Regions from separate parts of the Homo sapiens genome. Here region 1 is linked to region 2. The links are chromatin contacts, found by Hi-C or POLR2A ChIA-PET in ENCODE. All regions are on one chromosome and are shown on one strand. Each heading gives the region's core, a stretch centred on a gene start or an enhancer-like site at or near the end of the contact. The rest is flanking DNA. Distances are from core to core; before and after follow the strand shown.

Region 1 (5,232 bases), core at 1,254-3,753, 230 kb before region 2:
AGAGGTACTTTCATTTTTCAACAGCCATGCAGAAAAAGGAGGGTTTGAAAGGGGAGTAGCCTCTGATATCCAGTCATCATGAATTGGCCTTAGGCTCTCTGGCTCCAGACCCTATTCTCCTGCCTCAGTTAGAGTGATGCAAGGAGGGCCTTGAGCTGAGGAATGTGGACAGCTTCCTGAAGCTGGACAGGGCAAGAGAGCCTCCAGGAGAAGCCCTAGAGTCTCCAGAAGGGATGCAGCCCAGCCAACACCTTGATATTAGCCCTGTAAAACCCATTTTGGGGGCCTGGGGCAATGGTTTATGCCTGTAATCCCAGCACTTTGGGAGGCCGAGGCAGGAAGATCGCTTGAGCCCAGGAGTTGGAGACCAGCCTGGGCAACATAGGAAGAGTCTCTACAAAAAATTTTTTAAAATTAGCCGGGCATGGTGGCACACACCTGTAGTCTCAGCTACTTGGGAGGCTGTGACAGGAGAACTGCTTGAGCCCAGGAGGCTGAGGCTGCAGTGAGCCATGATCAGGCCACTGCACTCCAGCCTGCATCATAGAGCCAGACCCTGTGGTAAAAAAAAAAAAAAAAAAAAACCTCCAGAACAGTAAGGTAGTAAATAAATCTGTCTCCTATGGAGCCACTAAGTGTATGGTCATTTGTTACAGGAGCAATAAGAAACCAATACCCTTGGCTGTGCACGGTAGCTCACCCTTGTAATCCCAGCACTTTGGGAGGCCGAGGCAGGCGGATCACCTGAGGTCAGGAGTTCAAGACCAGCCTGGCCAACATGGAGAAACCCCGTCTCTACTAAAATACAAAAAAAAATCAGCTGGGTGTAGTAGTGGTGGGCGTCTGTAATCCCAGCTATTCAGGAGGCGAGACTGAGGCAGGAGAATCACTTGAACCCGGGAGGCAGAGGTTGCAGTGGGCCGTGATCACGGCACTGCACTCCAGGCTGGGTGACAGAGCGAGACTTCGTCTCAAAAAAAAAAAAAAACAAAAAAAGCCAGTCACAGTCTGCATGGAACAGAGGAAGAGCGGGTGGAAGATGAGGTCAGACAGAGAACAGGGAGCTGGTGAGTCATGGTGAAGATGTTGTCTTTTAGTGAGTGTGGCAGGAGCCACAGAAGGGATTTGAGGAGGAGAATGACATCATGTCACTTCTGTCAAAGGATTCTGCTGCCATATGGGGACCTTTCTGTTGGGGACAAGGGCAGAAGCAGCGAGGAGGTGACTGCAATTTTCCAGGTGAGAAATGATCATGGCTAGACTAGCTCTGGGGGTTCAGACTTTGTTTTTGTTTTTGTTTTTGTTTTTGTTTTTGTTTTGAGGTGGAGTCTCGCTGTGTCTTGTCCAGGCTGGAGTGCAATGGTGCGATCACGGCTCACTGCAGCCTCCATCTCCCAGCTTCAAGCGATTCTCCTGTCTTAGCCTTCCGAGTAGCTGGGATTACAGGCGTGTGCCACCACACCTGGCTAATTTTGTATTTTTTAGTAGAGACGGGGTTTCACCATGTTGGCCAGGCTGATATCGAACTCCTGACCTCAGGTGATCCGCCTGCCTAGGCCTCCCAAAGTACTGGGATTACAGGCGTGAGCCACGGCGTCCAGCCTTTGGGGGGTCCGACTTCGGGTGCATTTTGAAGGTCAACAGGATTTCCCCTGGATGGGATGTGGGGTGTGAAAGCAGAGAGGAGTCATGAGCCCTTTCTAAGTTTCCAGACAGCATGCTTGAACACACGATGGTTTCTCTGGGGCTCAAGGACATTAGGCTACTCCTGGCCCTTAGCGTGTAGCTGTACACAGGAAGTGTCCTGCTGTGCTGTATTAATTAAAGTGGATGTTGTCAGCCGAGTTGGAGACATCCCGGGGGAGGAAAGGCCGGGCTGACCCTGGTTAACTTCAGGCAGGTGTCAGGCATGCAGCGAATGTCATCTTCCGCCTCTCATTCTCCCTCTGGGCTGGGCCTGCCTCTTCTTTCCCCAGCTAGCAAATAAATCATCTCTCCCATCTCCACCTGGAATTCATTCTCACTCATGTTTAATGAGGCTACCACACCCTTCTGCCAGGTGTGTCTTCACCCAGGTCGCTGATAACTACAAATAGGTTATATTTCAACTCTTTTGAGTATGCTGTGAGGTAGAGATCCAATTTCCTGCTGCGTGTGCAGAACAGAAGACAACTGTCTCAAACAAAAAGAAAAACCAAAACAATTATTTTAGGCCTGGCGCAGTGGCTCACACCTGTAATCCCAGCACTTTGGGAGGCTGAGGCAGGAGGCCGAGCTGGAGCTCAGTAGTTCGAGACCAGCCTGCGCAACATAGGGAGACCCCTGTCTCTGCTAAAAATTTTAAAAATCAGCCTAGCGTGGTGGTGCACGCCTGTAGTCCCAGCTACTAGTGAGACTGAGGCAGGAGTGATGGCAGTGGCTGCTGTCATTACACCGGCTGCAGCAGGGAGGTGCGGCTGGGGCTACACACTCCATGGAGCCGGTGGAAGCCCTGCCCCTTCTGAGCTGTGGTGGGAGTTCCCCAGATGCCACTGCAGCCGCCCAAACCGCCACTGTGGATTGAGCCTTCCTGTGCTCTTGCAGGGGCCAGAAGTAGGTAGGGTCTGCCCTCCCGGGTGCAGCTGCAGCTGCCCCCATGGCTGCCAACCTAGGCCTCCAGCTCCACAGAGTGAGCAAGAGCCGGGGACAAGTGGGAGCCCCACCCCTTCCGAGTTGGCAGGGCAGGAGCTCCCCGGATGCAGCTGTGGCCGCCCTCTGAGGCTGAGGACCTGGGCCTCTCTGCAGCCTGCACTCTCAGAGGCCGGGAAGGCCCCCCCAATCTCTGCAGACTGCTGGGTGTCTTCTCCTGCTGCCTGGCCTCTCTTCTCTCCCAGCGCCAGCTCTGATCTGGGATCGGGGTTGGGGTCCAGTCCTGGGGCCATGAATGGCAGCAGGAGGCAGACGGATTCCTGGGCAGAAGTTGGTGGGGGGTCCCTAGTAAGGCCCCACCTTCTTGCCAGGGAGGGCCTGAAGGCTGGGGGCCAGGCTGCCAACCCCACAGACAAGAGTGGGGACTTGTACCTCCTCTGGGCCCACGCATGGCAGCCCATGGACCAACCAGCACGTACTTCCTCCTCTCTGAGGTCCATAAAAGCCCCAGGCTCCACCAGAGCAGGGCAGAGGGCAGAGGACAGAGAGACAATGGGATTACCACCTGCACAGAGGAGCTACCCTCTCTACTGAGAGCTTCAGAGACCTGCAGAGACGCCTACATGACCTGCCTGCCGAGAGGAACCACCCTCTTCAGGGCCTCATCTCTGCTGAGAGCTGAACACTCGATGGGGTGACCTGCCTACTGAGAGGAGCTGCCCACTGACGGTCTCCTCTGAGCTGTTCTAAGACTAAATAAAGCTCCTATTCATCTTCTTCACCCTTCACTTGTCTGTGTACCTCATTCTTCCTGGACACAGGACAAGAACTTGGGCAAAGGCACTGCAGCCACAGAGGTTTCTGGCCAGAAAAGCAACACCCCAAAGATCCCGTAACAGGAGGATCACTTGAGCCCAGGAGGCGGAGGCTGCAGTGAGCTGAGATTGCACCACTGCACTCCAGCCTGAGTGACAGAGCAAGGCCCCAACTAAAAAACAAAAAACAAAAAAAGCCCAGATATTTTATAATAAAAAAAAAATTTTATGGCTGGCCACGGTGGCTCACGCTTGTAATCCCAGCACTTTGGGAGGCCAAAGTGGGCAGATCACTTGAGGTCAGGAGTTTGAGACCAGCCTCACCAACACGGTGAAACCCCATCTTTACTAAAAATACAAAAATTAGCCAGGCATAGTGGCACACGCCTGTAATCCCAGCTACTGGGGAGGCTGAGGCACGAGAATTACTTGAACCTGGGAGGCAGAGGTTGCAGTGAGCTGAGATCGTGCCACTGCACTCCAGCCTAGGCAACAGAGTGAGACTCTGTCTCAAAAAAATAAAATAAAATAAAATAAAAAATAAAGTGAATGGGAAGACACAGAGTCTAGCACTCTAGAAATCTGGGTTCCAGTCTCATCTGCTCATTGTGTGTCCTTGGGCAAATGATCTTCCTTATCTACAAAGAGGAGATAATACTCAGAATTGCAATGCTAATACCAAGAGCCACTTCACAGCGTCATTACAAGATTAAATGGGATTATGCCTTTAAAGCCTTGGAAGCTGCTGGGCCTAGAGCAGGAGCTCCCCCTAACAGTTCAGAAGCTTCCTTGAGGCTGGGCTCGGTGGCTTACACCTGTAATTCCAGCACTTTCGGAGGCAGAGGTGAGCAGATCACTTGAGCCCAAGAGGTTGAGACCAGCCGGGGCAACATGATGAAACCGCCATTTCTTTTTTTTTTTTTTTTTTTGAGACTGTGTCTCGTTCTGTTGCCCAGGCTGGAGTGCAGTGGCGCGATCTTGGCTCACTGCAAGCTCTGCCTCCTGGGTTCACACCATTCTCCTGCCTCAGCCTCCCAAGTAGCTGGGACTACAGGCGCCCGCCACCACGCCTGGCTAATTTTTTTTTTTTTTTTGTATTTTTAGTAGAGACGGGGTTTCACCTTGTTAGCCAGGATGGTCTCGATCTCCTGACCTCATGATCTGCCCACCTCGGCCTCCCAGTGTACTGGGATTACAGGCGTGAGCCACCGCGCCCGGCCTTGAAACCACCATTTCTACAAAAAACACAAAAAATTAGCCAGACTTGGTGGCATACACCTGTAATCCCAGCTACCCAGGAGACTGAGGTGGGAGAATCACCCAAGCCTGGGAATTCAAGGCTGAAATGAGCCATGATAGTGCCACTGCAGTCCAGCCTGGGCAACAGAGTGAGACCCTGTCTCAAAAAACAAATAAAACCGCCAGGCACGGTGGCTCACACCTGTAATCCCAGCACTTTGGGAGGCCGAGGTGGGCGGATCACGAGGTCAGGAGATGGAGACCATCCTGGCCAACATGGTGAAACCCCATCTCTACTAAAAATTCAAAGAATTAGCTGGGCATGGTGGCACGTGCCTGTAATCCCAGCTACTCAGGAGGCTGAGTTAGTAGAATTCCTTGAACCAGGGAGTCAGCGGTTGCAGTGAGCCAAGATGGCGTCACTGCACTCCAGCCTGGCGACAGAGAAAGACTCTGTCTCAAAAAAAAAAGAAAAAAGAAAGAAAAAGAAACACCGTCTCTAAAAATACAAAAATTGGCCAGGCATGGTGGTGGGCACCTGTAATCCCAG
Region 2 (5,151 bases), core at 1,415-3,914:
GCCTGCCAGGCCCCACGGCCGTGTCGCTCACTCGGGTGGCGGCCGACCCGCCTCATCAGGGCCTTCCGCGGAGGCCGTCCCGTCGTCCTCGGGCACCAGCTCCACGTCCAGCTCCAGCTGCCCCATGTAGAGGCCCACGGCGCACGCCCAGAGCAGGCTGGCGGCCAGCACGGCGCCCGCGCCCACGGCCGCGCCCCCCAGCGTCAGCTGCATGGGTCCTCGCAGCGCCGCCAGGCCCACGGCGTACGAGGCGCTGCCCCACACCACGCACAGGCCGCCCAGCAGGAAGAAGCCTGCGGGAGAGGCAGGGTAGCAACAGGGCCAAGGTCGGGGGATGGTCTGGGAGCAAAGCCAGGGTTGAGGAGACAGGAACAGAGGCAGGGCCGTGCCAGGGGCTAGCCTGCATCTTTGAGAATCAGATCGGAGGGGAGGGGACCATAACCATGTCCTGGGCCACCCATTCAGATGGACCTAGTGCCTATGGGAGGGGTGTCTTCTGGTGGGGGAAGAATGGGGGTTCTATACTTACTACTGGGAGTGGGATGGGGTAGGAGAGTCTACTCTCACCAGGGCAGGTGATAGGGGCTCTGCATTCCCTGGTTCCGTGGGGCGAGAGGGGGGGTCTGCACTCACCATATGCTGCTTCCCGACCCATGTCACTCTGCATGAAGGAGATGACCCCGATGCCCGATGCCAGGAGGCCATTGCGGAACCAGGAGAGGAAGGCTGGAGGGAGGGGGACATGGGGGGATTAACATCACCCCCAACCCTACCTCCTCAATCCCCCTTACCCAGTCAAACTGAGGGGCCTCCCTTCAGCTCACCCCATCCCATCCAGCCGCAAGGCAAGCCCATCCCAAATCCTCACCTCTTCCAGGAAGCCGCTCACCTAACCATATCCCCCCACATCCTCTCTGGCCTCCACCTCAGTGCCCCTCTCCCCCAAACTCTGTAACACTAAGGATTCAAGGGCCGGGTGTGGTGGCTCACCCCTGTAATCCCAGCACTTTGGGAGGCCAAGGCAGGCGGATCATGAGGTCAGGAGTTTGAGACCAGCCTGGCCAACATAGTCAAACCCTGTCTCTACTAAAAATGTTAAAATTAGCAGGGTGTGGTAGCACGTGCTTGTAGTCCCAGCTACTCAGGAAGCTGAGGGAGGAGAATCACTTGAATCCAGGAGGTAGAGGTTGCAGCGAGCCAAGATCATGCCACTGCACTCCAGCCTGGGCGACAGAGTGAGACTCCGTCTCAAAAAAAATAAAGGATTCAAGATAGTCCCTGCAGAATGTGGAGGACAATCTAGGGGCAAAGTTGCAGAACCTCCATCTGAGGAGTCATCTTGGCCAAACCCCTCCCTCTACGTGTACCCCCACGGCCTGCCCACTCACTTCTTTCTCAGAACTCTGGGACAAACTGTTTCCTAATCCAGGCCGCTCTTCAGCCTCGCCCTTCTTTTCCTTCAAATGCCGCCATCTCCTACCGAGTATGGCCTGGGCCAATCCCATCCATGTCCTACCGAGTATGGCCTGGGCCAATCCCACCCACGTCCGTCCCCATTCACGTCCTTTACAAACAGCCCACCACACCCTATATCTAGATGCCCGGTCCTGGCCTAGTGAGGTGACTCACACCTATAATCCCAGCACTTTGGGAAGCCAAGGCAGGAGGATTCTCTGAGCCCAAGAGTTCAGACCAGCCTGGGCAACAAAGCAAGACCCCGTCTCTACATAAATTAAAATAGTTGGGTGCGGTGGTGTATGCCTGTAGCTCCAGCTAAGCAGGAGGCTGAGGCAAGAGGATAGCTTGAGCCCAGGAGTTCAAGGCTGCAGTGGGCTACGATTGCGCCACTGCGGTCCAGCCTCGGTGACAGAGCAAGACACCGTCATTAAAAAAATAAAATTAAAAAAAAAACAAACATGGCCAGTCCGCTCCATTCTGGACCTCGCCTCCGTCACAAGCCCCGCCCTCTGCAGCCTAGATCACCTCCCCCTCCAATCAGCAGAGAGCTTTCTCCCGATTGGTTGTCCCCTTCTCCAATCCTGAACTTCCCCCTCTTCTGCGGGGATCCACACTCCCGCTCTCTGCACAGTGGTGGCCTCTGCAATCGGGATGGACCCATCTTGTACCCAACTCCACAGACCCTAAGCTCTCCCTGAAGCCCCTCTCCCCACGGCAGGCGCGATTCTACGAGGCTGCCTCGCGCAACCCTACCACCCCCTCCAATCCCTACGGCGCCCCGTTACCCGGGGTCCTCGTCCTCCCCGCAAGCCCATCCCCTCTGCGGGCACCTGCGCTCTTGCAGTCTGCGCTTCCGTGCGCTCACACTGAAGCCCTTCTCGGAGCCGAGCCCGGGCCCCGTTTCCTGCAGAAGCCCCCGCCCCATCAAGGTCCCACGCGAGCCCGGGACCCCCGTCCCATCCGCACCGCCCCCACCCCTAGCCACCGACCTGTCTCGTGCGCTTTTCGGAGGAGCCAGGCGTCCGCACGATCCAGCTCGGACACTGGGGGCGGCGAAGCCCCGGCGCGGGGACCGTGGCCGGGGGCGAAGGACCCCCGGGCGCCCCCGCTCCGGGGCCGCTGAGGCGGCAGTAGCGACCTCCGGAAGCGAAGACGGGCAAGGCGAGCGGCCCGAGCCCACCACCAGCCGCCTCCCATGATTCGCACTACGGCCGCCGCGCGCCGTACCGCCCCACCGGCCTCCGGTAGGTTGCAACCCATGTCACTCAGGATGAATGGCTTACCCATTGGCTATGCGCTCGCCACTCAGGTCCGGCGTGAACTGTCCATTGGTCGGAATGGCAGTGATTCCCTCCTCTGTCATCTAGGCCGGTAGTGCCCGTCCCTCCTTGATTTTGTACCGGACTACGAATCCCAGCGATCATTGCGCTCGGGGAAAGCCGATATTCAGAAGTCGCAGGCGAGATGTCTGCTGGGAATTGTAGTTTTAATTCTATCTTTTTTAACGGAGTACATGCCGAGCACCTATTGTAGTTGTTTCTTGGTTGTTTCTCTTTCTTTCTTTCTCTTTCTTTCTTTCTTTCTTTTTCTTTCTTTCTCTTTCTTTCTTTCCTTCTTTCTTTCTTTCTCTCTTTCTTTTTCCCTCCCTCCCTCCCTTCCCTCCCCTCCTTCCTTCCTTCCCTCCTTCCTTTTTTTTCCCCGCCCCGAGACCGAGTCTTGCTCTGTCGCCCAGGCTGGAGTGCAGTGGTGCGATCTCGGCTCACTGCAACCTCCACCTCCCGGGTTCAAGCGATTCTCCTGCGTCAGCCTCCTGAGTAGCTGGGATTATAGGCATGCGCCACCACGCCCAGCTAATTTTTGTATCTTTAGTAGAGACAGGGTTTCACCATGTTGGCCAGGCTGGTCTCGAACTCCTGACCTCAAGTGATCCAACCGCCTCGGCCTCCAAAAGTGCTGGGATTACAGGCGTGAGCCACCGTGCCCGGCCAGGTCTGTCTCTTTAAGACAGATTTGTTTTCTTTGCCCTAACCCATTCCGGGATTCAGCTTTGCCTTCTCTCATCAGCATAAACCTTTTCACTAGCCAGGAATGTGAAAAATGTGTCTGGAATATTTTCAATTTGCACTTAATCCCATTTAAAGCTTCACATTCATTGCAAGCCTGCAGGCTATGCAGTGCAGTCCATTTGAACTCCCTCCTCAAGTGTAACCCCCTTGCTAGCTCCCCTACTTTTCCTCTTCATAAAATCCAAGCCCGGGCCAGGCACGGTGGCTCACATCTGTAATCCCACCACTTTGGGAGTCTGAGGCGGGCAGATCACGAGATCAGGAGTTCGAGACCAGCCTGACCAACATGGTGAAACCCCATCTCTACTAAAAATACAAAAATTAGGCATGGTGGCAGGCACCTGTAATCCCAGCTACTTGTGAGGCTGAGGCAGGAGAATCGTTTCATGCGCGTCCATGTGAAGAGACCACCAAACAGGCTTTGTGTGAGCAAGATGGCTGTTTATTTCACCTGGCTGCAGGCAGGCTGAGTCCGAAAAGAGAGTCAGCAAAGGGTGGTGGATTATCATTAGTTCTTAGAGGTTTTGGGATAGGCGGTGAAGTTAAGAGCAATGTTTTGCGGGCAGGGGTGGATCTCACACAGTACATTCTCAAGGGTGGGGAGAATTACAAAGAACCTTCTTAAGGGTGGGGGAGATTACAAAGTACATTGATCAGTTAGGTGGGGCAGGAACAAATCACAATGGTGGAATGTCATCAGTTAAGGCTATTTTTACTTCTTTTGTGGATCTTCAGTTACTTCAGGCCATCTGGATGTATACGTGCAAGTCACAGGTGATGCGATGGCTTGGCTTGGGCTCAGAGGCCTGACATTTCTGCCTTCTTTTATTAATAAGAAAAATAAAACAAAATAGTGTTGAAGTCTTGGGGGGTGGTATGGAGAGAGAATGGGCGATGTTTCTCGGGGCTGCTTCAAGCAGGATTAGGGGCGGCGTGCGAACCTAAAGTGGGAGAGATTAAGCTGAAGGAAGATTTTGTGGTAAGGGGTGATATTGTGGGGTTGTTAGAAGAAACATTTGTTGTGTAGAAGTATTGGTGATGGCCTGGGTACAGTTTTGTATGAATTGAAAAACTAAATGGAATAAGAGAAGGAGAAAAACAGGTATAAAAGGTCTAAGAATTGGGAGGACCTAGGACATCTGATTAGAGAGTGCCTAAGGAGATTCAGCATAGTCCTGCCAGCAAAGATTATTTGTTTACTTCAGGAGTTAAGAGTGGCAGTTTGGGGATAGCATGAGGAGATATCAGCTGTGATGGCTTGGAGAAACAGTGTAAACCAGCAGTGTAAACAAGAGCAGGGCACGTATGAGTAGTTGAGAACGGAGAATAGGAGTATGACTAGACAGAAAATAGTAGGGATGACAAGTTTTTTTGGGGCACAGTCTAAGTTGGTCCGGTGTCTGGAATGAGACTGGGGCCTAATAAAAAGGATTGTCCATACAGGAGCTCAAATAGGCTGTACCCTGCAGCATTCTGAGAAGCAAAAGAGGTAAAAGTATTGTCCAGTCCTTTTTAAGTTGGTGGCTGAGCTTGGTGAGGTGTGTTTTTAAAAGACCTTTAGTCCGTTCTACTTTTCTTGAAGACAGAGGACCGTAAGGGATATAAAGGTTTCACTGAATACTAAGAG

What was found. A loop is a pair of places that touch in the nucleus more often than their neighbours do. ChIA-PET counts read pairs that join two places held with the same protein, here RNA polymerase II (POLR2A). Pooled maps may share reads with other maps.
Region 1: a loop to region 2 is called in a pooled map, with 4 times the contacts of the local background. The contact joins the enhancer-like site here to the promoter of TMEM160 in region 2. A Hi-C loop is called at or near these places in 6 of 50 pooled maps. POLR2A ChIA-PET finds 5 or more read pairs at or near these places in 2 of 52 experiments (WTC11 and naive thymus-derived CD4-positive, alpha-beta T cell).

Annotation. Positions count from the first base shown.
Region 1 is chr19:46,819,053-46,824,284 of GRCh38, forward strand. No RefSeq gene overlaps it. Among named protein-coding and RNA genes, the nearest start is that of SNAR-E, 9.0 kb to the right of the region's middle. RefSeq lists enhancers at 2,518-2,637, 2,808-2,867. Within about 2 kb of position 2,504, at least 11 of the 41 ENCODE cell types and tissues checked have a DNase peak (open chromatin) inside an H3K27ac peak, as active enhancers do.
Region 2 is chr19:47,045,960-47,051,110 of GRCh38, forward strand. TMEM160 (transmembrane protein 160) reads right to left here and starts at 2,665. Exons shown (of 3, transcript NM_017854.2): 1 at 2,448-2,665; 2 at 634-726; 3 at 1-293. The coding sequence starts at 2,655. The coding sequence ends at 28. RefSeq lists enhancers at 2,093-2,162, 2,672-2,966, 3,090-3,607, 3,608-4,125 and a silencer at 2,443-2,632.